Regions from separate parts of the Mus musculus genome. Here region 2 is linked to region 1. The links are chromatin loops, found by intact Hi-C in ENCODE. Cell type or tissue: heart. All regions are shown on one strand.

Region 1 (8,000 bases):
TCCACACACCTGTACCCACAGTGCCGGGCTGCCAAAGACTGCAGGTGTATGCACGGGAAATGCAAATGTCCCAGAGACCCATACCCAGGGCCCTTCAGCCATGCAGCATATGACTCCTGCTGGGTGGGCTCAGGAGAGCCTGGGTCAGTTTCTCCATCCACAGGATAGCTGTGCAAGGAAAAGAACTTGGAGTCTTTTTCCTTCTGTTTCCTAAGCATGCTTCTTGGAGGAAGGGATCATGTATCTGCCAAAGCCCAGTTAATACACACGTGATTCATGGACTCATGGGTGCCCACCCCTATGTCTACAGCCCAGTCTCCAGGAGCTCAGCTCAGCTGCTGTGGACTGGCATAACAACACAGTGGCTATGTTTCAATAAAACTTTATTTATGGCACCAAGCTCCGAATTTTATAGAGTGTCTACAGTATGCCAAGTATTCTTGGGGCTTCTTGAAAACTAATACATTTATTTGTAGAATAGCATTAGGTTTATAGAGAAGTTGACAGTAAAATAAGCTTCCCCTGTGTCCTAGCCTGTGCCACAGTTTTTTATACTGCTATCCAATCTTGTCTATGTATGGCCTGGTGGCTGTAGTCTCTAAACCCAATCTGTCTAGTTGCTGGGAATTGTGAAGTCTGTGCTCATTGAATGTTCTGTTTGTGAAAATGCATTAAAATCTGTGCCACCACTCTGGTGTCCCAGAGAGTAGCTGCTGTCTCTGAAGTCTTCTGAGTATCTGTCATCTCCAGCTCCTACAGATCTCCTACCCATAGTGCTGCCATTCTTGGAATGTCCCAAAGGCAGGACCCTCTGTGTACTGGATTCTCACACTTGAGACTCCTCTGGGTCCTTTCTGGGCTGTTTTTATTTTTGCAGAGATAGAGATACAACCCAGGGCTTTGTTCACATCAAGCCAAATGCTCTAACCTTGACCTACATCTCGAAGCCCCTCACTAGGGGTTTCTGGGCAGGTACTCAGTGAAACCACTGAGTTTCAAGTCCAGCCTTTAGAGTTTTTTGAGATAGAATGTCGCTCTGTGGCTCAGGCTGGCCTCCAGCTTGCCATCTTCTCCCCTCCCTTCTCAGTACTAGGTTTACACCTTGCCTATTCATTTCTTTCTATTGCTGGTGTTGGTGTATACCACAAGTGCTATGTCCAGTCACCTACTGAAGGATGTCTTCTATGTCCAGTTTTGATTCATTATGAATGGGCTCCTCTACACAGAGCTTTAATGCACTGGCAGCTTGATAATATACAGTCTCTCGCAGTTCTGTTGATGCAGAGGCCATAGTCTGCCAGTCTCTGACATCTACGCATGGAGCTGAGTTGGGGCCTCTCTGCGGAGCAGAAATGGCCCTGGGGCTACTCTCATCTCCTGCTTTGGTTCCTGTCACACATACACACACTCATGTACACATACACTTGGCCTCTGTCTGGTCCACTGGTGCTTCCCATATGGCACCTGCTTCTCAGAAGTCAGAAGAGCAGGGTCAGAAAGTGGTGGAGATGACGTGGGTTCCAGTGGGAACTCATGCAGCTGAGCATGTGCTTCAAAGCTGGGTGCTATATGCTCAGTGTCAGTGTTTGGAGAGTGGCTGATGAGCACCAGTGCCCAGTAGTTATTGACAACCCCACATCTTCCTCAATGAAGTGTATATGGGCTGTGTTAGTTAATTTTTCTCATTGCTGCACAGAATACCTAACAGAAGCAGCTTAAGGCAGGAAGGATTTAGTTGGGCTCACAGCTTCAAGTGATACAGTTTATCATGGTAGAGTTTATCATTGTGCTGGGGAGGTTCTACCCATAGTGCTAAGAGTGTGAGATGGCTTCTCCCCACATCTTGGTGGGTCAGGGAAGCAGAGAGCTCAGGATGGAATGAGAATTAGGTATAGCCTTCAAGGTATGGGTCAGAAGTAGAGCACTTGCCTAGAATCCCCCAGTGAGGGACTGGGTTGTGGCTCAGTGGTAGAGCCCCTGCTTAGATCGCCCCAGTGAGGGACTGGGGTGTGGCTCAGTGGTAGTAGCCTACAACCACCCCATGCCTTAAATGTTCTATAACCTCCCAAGAGAGTGCCACCAGCTGGGGACCAGGTGTTCAAACAAACAAACTTGTGGGGAGCATTTCACATTCAGACACTAACACAGGGTGATGCTGGGCTGGAAGTAGGAAGAGACCCTCAGTTTACAAGCTTTGATTGTTCTCCAGCCTCCCACAGCTATGCTTATCAGTGGTAAATACTTCGGTAGCAAAGTTGCTGGGTGTTGTGTGCCAGGCAGTAACTGGGCTAGAGGCTGAGTTACTTTATAACACACTTTCCCATCACACTTTGCTCACCAGCTGCTGCCCTCCAAGGCCTTGGAACAGTGTATGTGCCTGGTTCCATGTGGTGCAGCCCCTTAGTGCCTCTCTATATGGGGCTGCAGGTTCCTTGACTGGATACCATTCTTACCAGCCCTGTGCTCACTGTTCCATGATGAGAGCAGGCTGGGTGTCTGTGGCCATGGCTCCTGCCAAAGAGGTGTAGGCTAGCCAGGCAAAGGCCTGCATCCAGCCAGGGTGGTATATGGGCATGGGCTGAGATTTGCTCAGGGTTTATCGCTCCCTGATGAAGCTTTCACATTTCCACTGTAGTGTAGATGTGACCTTCATAGCTGCCTTGCCTCTGCCTTTTGAAGCAGCCTTGTAAACACACAGAGCAAATTTGCCTGCCTGCTATGCTTCCTCCATCCATCCCACACAGATCAGGCATGACGCCCCAGGTTCCCAGGGAGGTACAGTTGCTCATAGAAGAAGCTCTGAAAGTCTTGTTGTCTTGGCCCTAAGTCACCCCCCAATGCCCTACAGGAAGCTTAGCCTGTGAGGTGTTCCAAGTCCACTGGGGTAAGGTGCTACAGGACAGACAGCGATGGGGAGCAGCTCCAGTTCTCAGAGAGCACTGCCTTGGCCTGGGGCCCTGTGTGGCCATGGCTCTGCTATTATATACCTAGGGATAGCATGTCTACGCTGGCAGGTAGCCCTGCCTTCAGCTCCTTGTCATCAATGGTCAGGCCACGGGACAAGTGATAAGAACAAAGTAGGGGAAACCAGGTAGTGATCGACATGTGTCCTTTGTACTACTCAGGAGTCAGGAAGCGGTCCATCCATCCCAGGGCAGCACATTGTCAGGCCCACCCACAGCCCCACTTCATGGATTAGCCCATATGTATCCCTCAGCCTCCTGCAGCTTACACTCACCCAGCCTCCACCTGGTGCTCACACAGTGGGTGTGCACTGGATGGGCCAAGTGCCCTGTCCATCTTCCTCCATAGCATAGCAGGGACAAAAGCTGTGGAAGGTACTCAAAGAACAAAGAGCCTGAGAAAGGGACAAAGCAACCACCCTCAACTTCCTGGTGTGGGCAGAGATTAGGCCCAGGTTATGGGCACCCACAGGACCTCTTGAGAGTTTGTTAGAGGCCCTTAGTGTCATGCACAAAGGAAAGATCACTACTACCGGGGGCAGCTTGAAGGTCCTACCTCTGACTCAGGCTACCACAGCCAAGTCCTTATCCTCTATGTTGCTGTGGCTCCCACTATGGTCTGCCCCCTCCCTCTGTCTTCCTGGCTCCCACCATGATCAAACCTTTGTCTGCTGCCGTGACTCCCACTGTGGCACCCACTATAGCCCACCTTCTCCACCTCCTCTGCTGGCTGTGGCTCACCCCAGCCCCAGCTGTTCTGTCTCACAGCGCCTTCCTAAGCAACAGAGCAAGAGGCTGAGTGAGGAATCCTGGGCTCAATAAGGGACACCGAGATTTCATCCTGGGGCTGTCCCTAGTAGAACAGCCAACAGCCTAAAGAGCAAAAGCCGGGAACACATGGCCTTCTTTAGCTACTGGCTGTTATTAGTGCTGCTGTGGAAGTGGCAATGGTGGCAGAGCAGTGCTATCCACCCAGCCAGCCTGCCAGCATGCACCCAGCTTGGCAGATTTCTCACAGCAGTGCCTGTGTCCCGGACACTCCAGGGTCACATTCTAGCCAAGCATTCCTGCTTCTGCCAGGTCACCATAGAGCTTTCTCAAATGTCACCAGATCTAAAAGAACATCATAAGTGGCCAGGATTAGAGCAGAGTTAGGAACAGGGTGGGCCAATGGGGAAGTGAAACCCAAAGATGGGAAGGGTATGTTTTCTGTCTGGTGGGATAAGGAGATAGAGCCTTGGGCATTGCTGGCAGCAGCTGGGACACAGTGGACTCTGACACTGATGGGGTTCCACTCTAGAGAGGGTCTCCTTGCTCACCCAGAAGCTGCCCTCCGTGCACATCAGACTTCTATCTCTCTACCCTCCTCCTACCCTCTTTGCATTCATAGGATCATGGAAACAATGGGGGTGGAGTGACTGTCTGATCACTCACAGCTGTAGGCCAGTGGTTCCCAACCTTCCTAATGCTGAGACCCTTTAATACAGTTCCTTGTGTTGTGGTAACATTCCCCCGACCCCCCGCTATAAAATTATTTTTATTGCTACTTCATAACTGTAATTTTGCTACTGTTATGAATCATAATATAAGTATCTGTGTTTTCCAAAGGTCTTAGGTGACCCCTGTGAATGGGTCATTTGACTCCCAAGGGGTCACAATGCACAGGGCACAGGCCACTGCTGTAGGCCACCGTGGAGCCCAGAAAGGGAGATTTGGAAGAGCAGGGAAAGGAGTGCAGGATGAAGCAGACCTCTGGATGTAGCTGTGTGCCACACCCTACTTGTACTGCTCTGGGTTTGCCTGTGCCCACTTTAGGAGCTGGGATTTGCAGCCACTGCTTTGGGAGCTGTCCCTCCCTTGGTGCTGAAGCTGGAATCAAAGGTGAGGTCCTGGCCAGTTGAATGCTATCCCAGGTACCAAGCACCATGTTGGCTACTGCTCCCACCCCTGGCCCCCTAAAGACGCCACTGCTAGAAGGAACACTGTCTGAAGAGAGGCTGCCATGGAAGGTTTATTCTTTCTCAGGGCTTGCAGCTTTGTACCGATGTCTCTGTGGTAACTCAGCTTCCTCACTGCTCCACTCTGTGCCACATGCGACCTGACCTTCTGTGTAAGCAAGAAGAAGGGCCCTCTGGTCCCTGTGCGGGGGCAGTTCAGCCAAAAGTGGGTGACAGGCAGCTGTCCAACAGGCCCTGGGAGAGACAGAGCATTGGGTAGAGAAGGCAGTCCACCGCTCTCGCCCTCCCTCTTTCCCCCCTGACAGGCAATCAGGCCCATTCACAGGCTCCTGTTGGCAGAGGCCGGCTTCTGGAGGCTTCCTGTCTGCCAAGATAACAATGAGATCTAGATAGACACTTTAATTTGAATTTGCCTTTTTGGGTCCCCTGAATTTCAAATGGAGTTGTTAAGAACGCACGCTGACTTCAAAACCTGCCTCATTCCTTCAGTTGAGTTGGCATTGCCTACCAGGCTCTGAGATCTCAGTGGTGCAGGAGGCAGAGTGCCCTGAGACCCCAGCAGCAGACACATCCACTCTTAGGGTGGGGCTAGGTTCAAGAACAGTTCTGCAACAGCAATCACTAGGTCTGTTTGAGGAACAGACCTGTCTGGAGCTAGTTAGTCCTCTGCCAGCAGCACAGGACAGGAAGGCCAGTGAGCTTGGCTGAAATTGTACAGGTGGGCAAAGGATGAGTTCATGGTGCAGTGAGTGCTAAGCCCCATAGCATACCCACCCAAAACAGCCGTCTTCCTCCAAGGTCAACAGCCATGACCCAAGATGTAGCACAGTAGAGAGGAACAAACTGGTTTTGGTAGCAGCAGTTTGTGCAAAGGCCCTCTAGTCAAGGAGGCTGTGCATCCTTAGAACTGAATCAAGGCACCTGGGGTGAGCCCCACCCCCTGGGTATGGGTTCATTTCCCAAAACCTTGGGGATCCATTCCAAAGCTTTTAAAGAACATCATTGGTGATGAGATGGGGCTGTCCAAAGATCTTGGGTTAGCCTATGCTCAGATTGCCTCTTTCCTAGTGCGGCCATCGTCTCTGTATACATAAATGCCCTGTAGAGACTGAGGCAGGAGAATTGCTGCAAACTCAGGTCTAGTCTGAGCCGCATAGTTCCAGACCAGCCTTAGAGAAAGACCTTGTTTCATTTAAAAATGGACAGGGAGCTAGGGAAAAGATAACCCAGTCAAACCTGAGGGCCCAAGTTCAGTTCTTAGAACCTATGTTTTATTGCACATGGTTTTATTACCAACAGCAAGGAGGCAGAGACAAAGAGATCGCTGGGGTTCACTAGCCAGCCTTGCCTAATCAGAGCCCCAGGTCCCAGGAAGAGAGCTGCTCTCAAGAAACAAAATGGATGGCTCCTAAGGAAAGACATCTGAGATTTCCTCTGGCCACCACATGCATATGCACACATGAGGGAGCTTGGAAGTCTGTGACAAAAGAGGTTGCCAGCCCCCAGCCCCAGAGCTGGAGTTACAGGCCTTGTGAGGCCTCACTTAGGTGCCGGGAACTAAACTCTGGTCCTCTGGAGAGCAGTAAGCTATCTCCTCAGACCCTGTTAGAACTTTGTAAAGAGGTGGCCTGTGGTCCAGAAGTAGCCCTGTGCTAATGGTTTGCAGAGCCTGCTCTGGACTTGCAGTATGCAAATTACCAGCCTGGGTCCCTATAAATAGCATCGCAGCACTTAGCAGATAGAAAGCAGCAGCCTACTGAGTCTTCTCACTTATGTGTAACTTCTGTCATGCCTCCATATTATTAGTGTGCTTTGGAGAACCCATTATCTTTTGAATCTCTCTTTTCTTCTTCGTTTTTTAATCTTCTGCATTTAAATGCTTCACAAACACCTTTCAAGTGTGCACACATGCTGACAGTCCCGCACCTCCCTGGGCTGATCTTTGCTGTTATGCAGGAAGACCCTCCTAACTGTTGCTCGTAGGTGGGTCTGCTAGCAGCCCATCCCCTCCCTTTGTCCACAGTGCCTTTATTTCATCTTCACTCACACTGGATCTGAGAACCGATTGACGGTCTTGTTTTCTTTTAGCTTCTTGACTTTTTTTTTTTTCTCTCATTTTCTGACTCATGGGTTCTGATGAGAAATCTGCTCACAGAACCTTACCCCAGTCCTTGCACAGATTCTGGCTCTTCCTGCAGCTGGCTTTATGGTTTCTTTTGTGTTTATCTTGTTTATTGTTAGTCTAGCTCCTTGAGTTTGTGCATTTATAATTGAGCAAATTTTGAAGATTTTTAAGCCAAGTGTGGTGGCACAGGCCTGTAATCATGGCTACATGGGAAGCTGAGTCAGAGGGATATAAGGTTGGAGGCCATCTTCAACTCCAGAGTGAGTTCAGTGCCAGCCTGGGGAACTTAGTAAGTCTTTGTTTCAAAATAAAAAGTAAGAGGCTGGGGAGATAGCTCAGAGATAGAGATGTTTGCCTCCAAGCCTGATGACCAGATTCTATCCCCTGGATCCACATGATGAAGAGATTTGACCTCCACATGTACACCATGGAGCTTGTGCCAGCCCAGTAAACAAGTCAGTAACGTCATTTTAAAAAGTAAGTGGCGTGTGTGTGATACAGTGGTAGACATTTGCCTAAAATTCTCTAGAGAGGGGCTGGGGATGTGACTCAGTAGGACAGCACCTCTGTAGAGTCTAATAGCAAGGAGTTGGGGACCCAGCTCAATGATAAGGGGTTCACCTAGCATGTGTGCAGCCCTGGGATCCATTTCAGCAGTACCAAAAAATAATGAGAAGAAACTGGGGGAATTCAAGTATTCTTCACACCCCTCTTAACTCCTGCAGCACCGGCTTTAGCTCTAGGCAGCTTTGGCTGCTCGGCTTCAGCATAGTGCTGCTGAGTCAGCATTCTTTCCCACCTGTCCTCATACTTCACTCTCCATGTCTCTGATATGAGCTTTGTTGGTGTTGACCTTTCCCTCTGGAGGGGCTGATCTGCTATTAATCTCACTCAGTAGCATTTTTATTTCAAATACTGTTTTTCATGTTTAAAGGACCTACCTATATGGTTAGA
Region 2 (8,000 bases), 230 kb before region 1:
CCCTTCCCTCTTTGCTCCCAGGCGCCTGCTCGGCCCCGCACCCTGACACCAGATGGTTTGTTTTTTTTCTGCACAGCAAGCAGTTCTCCAGTAGATGCCAGCTGGGCGTCCTACAATCCAGCTCAGACACTGTCAGAGTCCGGGTTGGATCCCACAGGTTGAGACCTCAGACCTAAATGATTGGCCTACTAGGCTGCCTGTTCTCAATCCTAGGTTGTCACCAAATTCCAAAGACTGGCACCAAGGTGAGGTTCCCAGAAGCCCCTTGGGTTAATTTGCTAGCTGTGCTCAGAGAATGCAGAAACACCTTTATTGTGCCTGTCCATCCTTGTTTGGTTTGTGTTTTTGAGACTCATGTAGCTCAGGCTAGCCTCCGGCTCACTGAGTAGCTGATCCTGAACTCTTGGTCTTGCTGTTTCCACTTCCTCAGTACTAAGATTTTAGGCATTCACCTCTAGGTCCACTTTATATAGTGCTGGGAGTGGAACCAAGGTCTTAGGGCACACTGGGTGTGCTGGCTAGTTTTATGTCAGCTTGACCCAGCTACAGTCATCTGGGAAGAGGAAATCTCAGTTAAGAAAGGCTTCTTCATTAACCCCACAGGTTGGCCTATGATGCCTTTTCTTGGTTAATGATTGATGTCTTGGGGCCCAGCTGACTTGGGGCAGTACCACCCTGGGCAGGTAGTCCTAGTTGGTATAAGAAAGCAGGCAGAGCAAGCCGTGAGGAGCAATCCAATAAGCAGCATTCCTCCATGGTCTCTACTTCATTCGGTTCTTACTTCCAGGTTCATGCCTTGAGCCTCTTCCCTGACTTGCCTGGATGATGGACTGTGATCAATAAACCCTTGGTCTTGGTCATGGTATTTATCACAGCAGTAGTACCTAGCTAAGGCACCAGGCAAGTACTCAACACTCGTCCACCTGAGCCACGTCCTGTGTCTGTCAGCTAATCTTTGCACTATACCTGCACCAGATCGAGTGCTTGAGTCACTCCCCAGTCCTGCATGCTATGGACAGACTGATTTCTCCATGCTGAGGGACAATTACTTTGTTTCCCCTAAGTAAACAGCATTAGCATTGCTTAGATAAATTCCTAAAGGCGTGTTTGGCTTTTTTTTCCTTGGTTCAAAAGAAACTGTGTGTTTAGAATTGATAGCTGATGCCAAATTGCCCTTTGAAAAGCTGTATTTCTACACATTTCCGTCAGGGAATGGGAGCCCATGGCTTAATTGGGTGAGTATGCTTTCGAAGGTTCAAGCAGAGATGCAGAGTGAGTCACAACAGAGCGAGGAGAGCAGGCGACTTTACTGCTTGGCTTTTTAAACACTATACTTAGCAATTCAGATGGAAGCAAGAGGCTTATTAAGCAGGCTCAGAGTGAGTGTTGGACCCTCTGTAGTCAGGCCTGTGTTCTGTGTAGGGAATAATTTGCCAGTGGCTGAATGCCTCTGCTACTTGGCATCTGACTCTGTCACTTTTGTGCCTGAACCTGGCCTTGTTTCAGATCCCTCTGGGTGGTCATTATACCTGTCAGAGTGTGTGTGTGTGTGTGTGTGTGTGTGTGTGTGTGTGTGCTGAATGGCATTGAGAAGTGCTGTGGTGTGGGCCCTGGGAGGCCGGACATCTTCCCACTTCAAACTGCTGACCTCAAATCAGAGTTGGAAGCCAGCAAGTGCTGACCTCGGCTTTGCTGAAGCATCTCTAGGCCAGCCAGATGACACGTTCTGGGGACTAGCTTCCCCGATGTGCAGGCCAATTAGGGGGACTTTGGGGAGAGTGAGTGGGTAGACTCACTTCCAAGATGGGAGCAAATTGGCCAACCCAGCCCCACACTCCGCTAACCTTTCTCTGCTCAATGTTTGTAATGACCCTGGTGTCTTGTTGATGGATATCCAGAGCTTCCAGTGCTTGGAAGGTTAGCGAGCTGCTGGGTGTCTTGATGTCCTTAATGGCTGGCTTTTAGTTGAGGCCTAGCTGTGAAAGAGGGAGAGTCATACCTGCAGTGTGGTCTGTTCCTGGGCTTCAGTTGGCTTATTGCTCACAGCTGCTTATGTTGGGGCCTGTGTTCTGGAGAGGGAGGGACCCTGCTGGCTTATGTGTTTGTGGCGGGCTTTTCCTACCAGTGGTCTCAGGGGCCTTACATATTCACTCATTCCTAACAGAGTCTCCGGCTGTTTTCTGTTCTGGAGATTGTGAAGGTTTTGTGTCAGCTAGCTCATAAGTTTGATGATTTGGTACCTAAGGGAGGGGCTGGTCTTCTGAGCAGTAGGCTTTTAGTAAACACTGGGGGCGAGTGTGATGAGGGGTGTGCTGTGGTGCTTGGCTGTTGCCTCTGGCAAGGCCCTGGGGCGGCCCATTTGTGCCTGCCAGTGGGAAGCAGGGCTTCAGGACCTGTGAGGCTGGGGAAGTAGCTCTTGTGTTTCTTTGCCACTTATAAAGTTGCAGGAGGGTCTTCTTGGGGTACTGATGACTGTCTGCTTGGAGTGGATGGTCTCATCTTTCCATGGGACAGGATGGGAGATAGATGTTCTGTGTTGGCTAGTGTCATCCCTGTGCCTGTCATGTGCCAGAGCAGGGCTGGAGGCAGTGGGATGTAGAGCGTGGAGATGAAATGCTTGCTGGAGCAGACACCACACATGCACACAGGCAGCTACATGTACAGCAGGGAGTGGCTTGGCCCAACCAGTGCTCTCTGCTGTTTCTCACAGTGCCTTTGGGCCTTTCTTCCAGGTTGTGTAGATAGGGCTCATCTCAAGTGCCTGCTTTGGAGTTGATTTAGCAGAACCCAAAGCCTTGAGAGCATTGGGGATGTGATGTGCACCTGGGGTGATGTGTCAGGAGGTGGCTATGGCTGCACCCCTGGTTCACAGTTGGTTTTTGTTCCCTTCCTTCCTCTACTTTTCCTTTCTTTGGTGTGTGCATAATCATACTTATATACATGTATGTGAAGGGCAGAGCTTGAGGTCAGATGTCTTCCTCAATCATGCTCCACCTTCTTTTCTTTCCTTTTTTTAATTGTTAGAGAATTTCACATATGTATTTTGACCAAATATTCCATTTCCTTCCAGCTCCCCCTCACTATCCTCTCCCAACTTCCAGTGTCCTTTCTTTCAACCTACAGAGTCCACTTACTGCCAATGTGTGCATAGGTGTCGGGCCACCTACTGGAACATGGGTACCTTTCATTCTGCTCCCTTCCCCAAGCCCTCTGCCGCCCATGTTGGGATTTCCACTGGCTTGCTCTTGAATAAGTCTTATCCATGCAGCGAGAATCTCTGAGTGCCTAGGTGCAGTGGCCCTGCCATGTCTAGAGAATACTGCTTCACAGCAGGTACCTGTGACCTCTGGCTCTTAGGAACTCTCTAGACCCTCTTTCACAGTGACCCCTGAACCTTGGTGGATGGCTTTTGATACAGATGTCCCGTTTAAGGCTGAGTGCTTCAGTCTCTTATTTTTTGTACACCAACTAGTTACAGGTTTCTGTATTAATGGCTGTCTACCATACAAAGAAGTCTCTTTGATGAAGATTGAGGGATGAGTATGAAGATAAGTACTTATGGGGCAATTTAATACTAGATACTTCAGCAGAACGATAGTAGTAGATTCTCCTTCAGGATTCTTGATCTAGCTAACAGCATAAGGTATAACTGCATCTGTGTGGTGGGCCTTAAGTCAATTAGAAGGTCATTTGTTACACTGTAACACTTGTACTGCTGTTGCCCAGGGAGCATCTCTTGCTAGGCAGGTTGTTGTAGACAGAAGGTTTTACAGCTCAGTAAGACTATGGGTTGCTTAGCTGTCTGGTAGCTTGCACGGCACCTACCTTCATGTGCTATGAAGGCTGCTCACTAGGAATGAAGCTTTCACCTTGGTACCAGCTTGGTTTTTCTCTGTCCTATGACTCAAGTATGTGTCTACTGTATTTTTTAAGGCAGGGTCTGTCACTCAAGCTGAAACTTGCTGTCCTGGTTAGACTGGCCAGTGAGCTCCAGGGATCCTTTCTCCCCTTCTCCAGGGCTGGGATTGCAAGCCTATGCTTTGTACCCCAATGCCTCTTACACCCCCTTTTTTATTTTGAGACACAGATCCTCTCTATGTATCCCCCGCTATCCTGAAACTCACTATGTAGACTAGGCTTGCTTCAAACTCACAGAGATCCTCCTGACTGCTTTCCAGGTACTAGGAGGTGTATCCCACCGTGCCTGGGTCCTTCTCTCGTGCTGCAAGCACTTTCCTGACTAGCCCTGGTGGATTTTGTCTCAGCAGGTGCTTCACTTGAGTCCTGTTACCTACTATGTGTCCTCTTCTGAAGTCAGGAACCCCAGGGTGCCAGGTCCTTCTAACTCTAAGCAGAGTGACAGTCCTGGGGCCCTAGGAAGCGGAACGGCTCTGATAGGAATTTGAAGGGCATCTTGAGGGTGAAACCAACTGAGCATAGACTAGAGTAGGGACTGGAGCCCTCTTCTGAGATGGTCTGTGCCAACCTCCTTTTCACTGAGGGTTTTCCCAAAGCTACCATGGCTCATGGGCTTGCATCATGCAGACTCTGGAGAATAATTAGGAAGTTTGGGGGCTTGGGCTTCCCACATGGCCATCACTCTTATGACCATAAGGTGTGAGATAGTGACCCTGGATGTGTCACCTAGGATCATGCACCTGTCAGGGGCTTTGTCCCTGTCCTTCCTCACAGCAGTTGTTACTGGTGTCAGAAACTGCAAAGCTTTCTCAAGTTGCTCTGTTCATAATAACCTCCCTGTGCTGGGTTGTCTGTTTTTGGGGATTCCCTCGCTGTAGGGTGTCAGAGAACCCAGGTCATTAGTCTTCTATAGTCTCTGCACCCCTTTTCTTGCATCTGGCCTCTCACCTGCAGAATAGAGCTCATGTCTTTCCAGAAAACAGATGGAGGGGCAGCCTAGACCTGGGGGTGGCTGGCCCTCATCCCACACAGGGACTTTGGTAGAGAGCTGGCACACTGAGCCCTTCAAGCAGATGTCTTTATATGGAGCTACAGCAAAGAGAGCAGGTTTGCATTCAGCAGTGGAATTGAATTCTCATTTAAAACTCAGGAGGCTGCAATGCCCTTCCATTCTCTACCCTGCCTTTGTGATACTTGAGCTCTTACATGAATAAAGAGCCCTGACCACCCCCAAATGCAGAGCTACCTTGCATCCGGGCAGGTTGAGCTTAGGTCTTCATTTACATCTTGCCCCACACACAGCCAACCACTGTGCTCTGCTGCCTGCATCTCAGTGAGGGAATTGGACTCTGAGCTCCCATATAAGCATCGGCTTTGAGTCCATGGCTCAAACTCTTCAGTGTTCACCCAGAGCAGGCTGCCTGCTGGGACAGGACCTGAGAATCTGGGTCCTGCCTCCCAGCTTTGCATTGGTATGTGCTCTTCCATCCCAGGGCCTGCGGAAGGAGGTCTTACAGGCAGACCTCTTGCTGTGGGGAAGATGGGCTCAGAGGCAGGTTTCAAGAGTAGTTTCCCAGCTCCTGCTGCCCATGTATCTTCTCCGCTTGACTCTGGCCTTGTCCCTAGGCTCCAGGAGGCCACCTCCTGCCTTTGGTTGGGCAAGATGCTGGCTGGGTGGTGGCAGGTGGAGGATTCTGAAATGAAGCATGAAGCACTGTCACTGTAGCTGTTACACATGTCACACTCATAGGACACAGAGTGCCAGACCATAAGCTGCAGGCATCATTCCATGTCTTCAGAACACACACAGCTTGACAATGGGACATAGCGACAGCTGTCAGGATGTCCTGGGAGTCTGGCTTTGGCTGAAGCTTGGCATTTGCAGAGATCATGGTTGGGAGCACTTGTTGAATGGTGCCAGTGGAGCACATGACAAATGTTACACACAGCACTTCTTCATCTTAACACGAGTGCTAGGAAAATCCTGGGATTGCACACCTGGGTACTTGTCTGGAAAATGCAGTGATCTCTCTGCTCATTCTCGAGCCAGAAAAGCCTCTGAATTGCTTTTTTTTTTCTTCCTTATTTTGTTCTTGTCTTTAAAAATAATGTTTTTATTCCATTTATTTATTTAGTATATGGATATGTATGCACACATGTGCTATGATGCAATATGGTGGCCAGAGTGTGGTCTGTGGATGTCAGTTATTTCTTTCTACATGTAGGTTCCACCATGTGGGTGCCAGTACCAAACTCAGGTAGGCAGGCTTGGTCACAGGTTCCTCTCTATCCCCTGATCCATGTCTCTGACCCTGGTTTTGGTTTTTGAGATAGTGTCTTAGGCTAATCTTGAACTTGCTAAGTATCCAGGAATGACTTTGAACTCCTGATTTTTCTGCTCTGCCTCCCCAGTGATGAGATTATAGGTGTCCACCACTATGTCTGCCCAGTTCATGGGGTCTCACTTTCGTGCATGCTCAGCAAGCATTCTGCCAACTGAAATACAGCCCCATTAGGGAAACAGTTTTCACATAGTTCTTCCCTTAAGTGTGGGATCTCAGTTTGGGTAGAGTTGTGGTTGGTTCACTCAGTTCTGTCTATAAGTGAGGAATCTCATGCCAAGTGGAGTTGTGTTCAGGTAGACTCATCAGGCTGGTATTTCATAGGCCAAAGTATGCTTGTACTGGAGGGATGCTAGAGTGAACCAGAGGAGGCCTGTGACCTGCTCTTAGTGTGGATCTGTCTATCCTCAGAGGCTCTGGCTTCCTATGGCCTATGCAAACTGGGGTGTGGGACTTAGGAATGTTTATTCTGTAACTTGTCATTAGAGGTAGTAGTCTGGTAGCAGCCAGGTGACCTGTGTTTGTGGACTGTACACCTGGTACGTGTTCTAGGGCACCCTATTGGATTGGGGCCAGACCTGTTGCGTATTTGCTGGTTTGATGCTGTTGATGGGAACACAGCCTAGGGCAGGAAACAGGTGCCTTTTTAGAGAACCCACAGCCCACTAGTTTGAAGATAGTTCTTGTTCGGATGGTTCTGAGGTTTCTTAGTTGCTTGCTGGATACACCATTCAGGATATCAATGCTGTATAGTAGCTACAGTCTAGCCTGTACCTTGGTAGCTTCTCTACTCTTCCTCATCTGCCTGTGGCTCTTTATGGCCTCTGCCTGATGGTGTGGGACGAGAGGCCCTTGGAGGGACCAGTGACCCAATGTCAGCCAAGTATGCCTGTGTCTTGCTGGGCTGCGTGGCTGCTCCTGAAGCGTGGTGGGCTCTGCTCTTGGTAACCTCCATCCATCTGGCCTGCCACCTGTGCCAGGCAGCTGGCCCGAAGTCTCTGTGGGCTGTTCAGTCCCATGCTGTCACATTTCCTTTCTGCCAGGGGCCGCCATTTTGGAGCATAGCACAGGCACATGTGGCAGGAAGCCCCAGCTGGAGGCTCTCTTACAGACCTGTCTGTAGTACTTTGGCAAGGCCTGCTGGAAGGCTTGCTCCGCCCACCACCTTTGCCCTGCCTCCCAGCTGGATCTGGAACTGCTCCTGGCGTGGAGGCTGCCTGGTGGAGGCTGCCAGGTAGAGCGCAGGCAGCCGTCACTTGGGAGAGGAAACATTTAACTTTTGAGGCAGCAACACAATACCATCTCCTCTGTGGAGGCGGCCGAGGTAGAAGATTAGCAATTAATTCTTTATTACGCGCAAACTCCTCTTCAGTTCTGTGGACCCAAACAGTCCTCCCGCCTCGAGGAGGGCGGCTCCACTCAGTCCATTCCCCAGTGCACCGCTGCTCGGCTGCTCTTGAGCTGATAGGAATTGCTTACGAGTCTTCATGGAAGACATTCAGATCCGCAGTTCTCTGGCTTCCTACTTGCTCCCCCGCCTTTCCCCCTCTTCTCTGGTATAGTTTATTGTGCTTCGGTCTCAGGAGCATCTTGCTGTTTATTGGGATTGCAATTATAGAATACAGGTATCAGCTGCCTTTTAGGCTAGACAAGTTGTAGCACGCTGATTTTCATTTTCTTTAAATTATAGCTTTTTTTTTTTTTATTGAGGAGAGTGCTGTTATTGGTCTTGCCTTTAGT

Evidence for each region. Hi-C counts contacts between places; a loop is a spot of excess contacts. Peaks named below come from ENCODE experiments on the same cell type or tissue, not always from the same donor. Only the 100,000 strongest peaks of a DNase experiment are listed, where the experiment ranks them.
Region 2: it touches region 1 in a loop (2.1-fold over the local background); 5 of 42 quality-filtered maps call a loop at or near these places.

What each region holds. Positions count from the first base shown.
Region 1 is chr5:140,052,450-140,060,449 of GRCm38, reverse strand. The region is part of intron 17 of Mad1l1 (MAD1 mitotic arrest deficient 1-like 1); the gene reads left to right. Among named protein-coding and RNA genes, the nearest start is that of Gm30492, 39 kb to the left of the region's middle. In heart, no CTCF peak of the experiment used is centred here; a DNase peak (open chromatin) is centred at 3,959.
Region 2 is chr5:140,281,941-140,289,940 of GRCm38, reverse strand. The region is part of intron 9 of Mad1l1 (MAD1 mitotic arrest deficient 1-like 1); the gene reads left to right. Among named protein-coding and RNA genes, the nearest start is that of Mad1l1, 36 kb to the left of the region's middle. In heart, no CTCF peak of the experiment used is centred here; no DNase peak of the experiment used is centred here.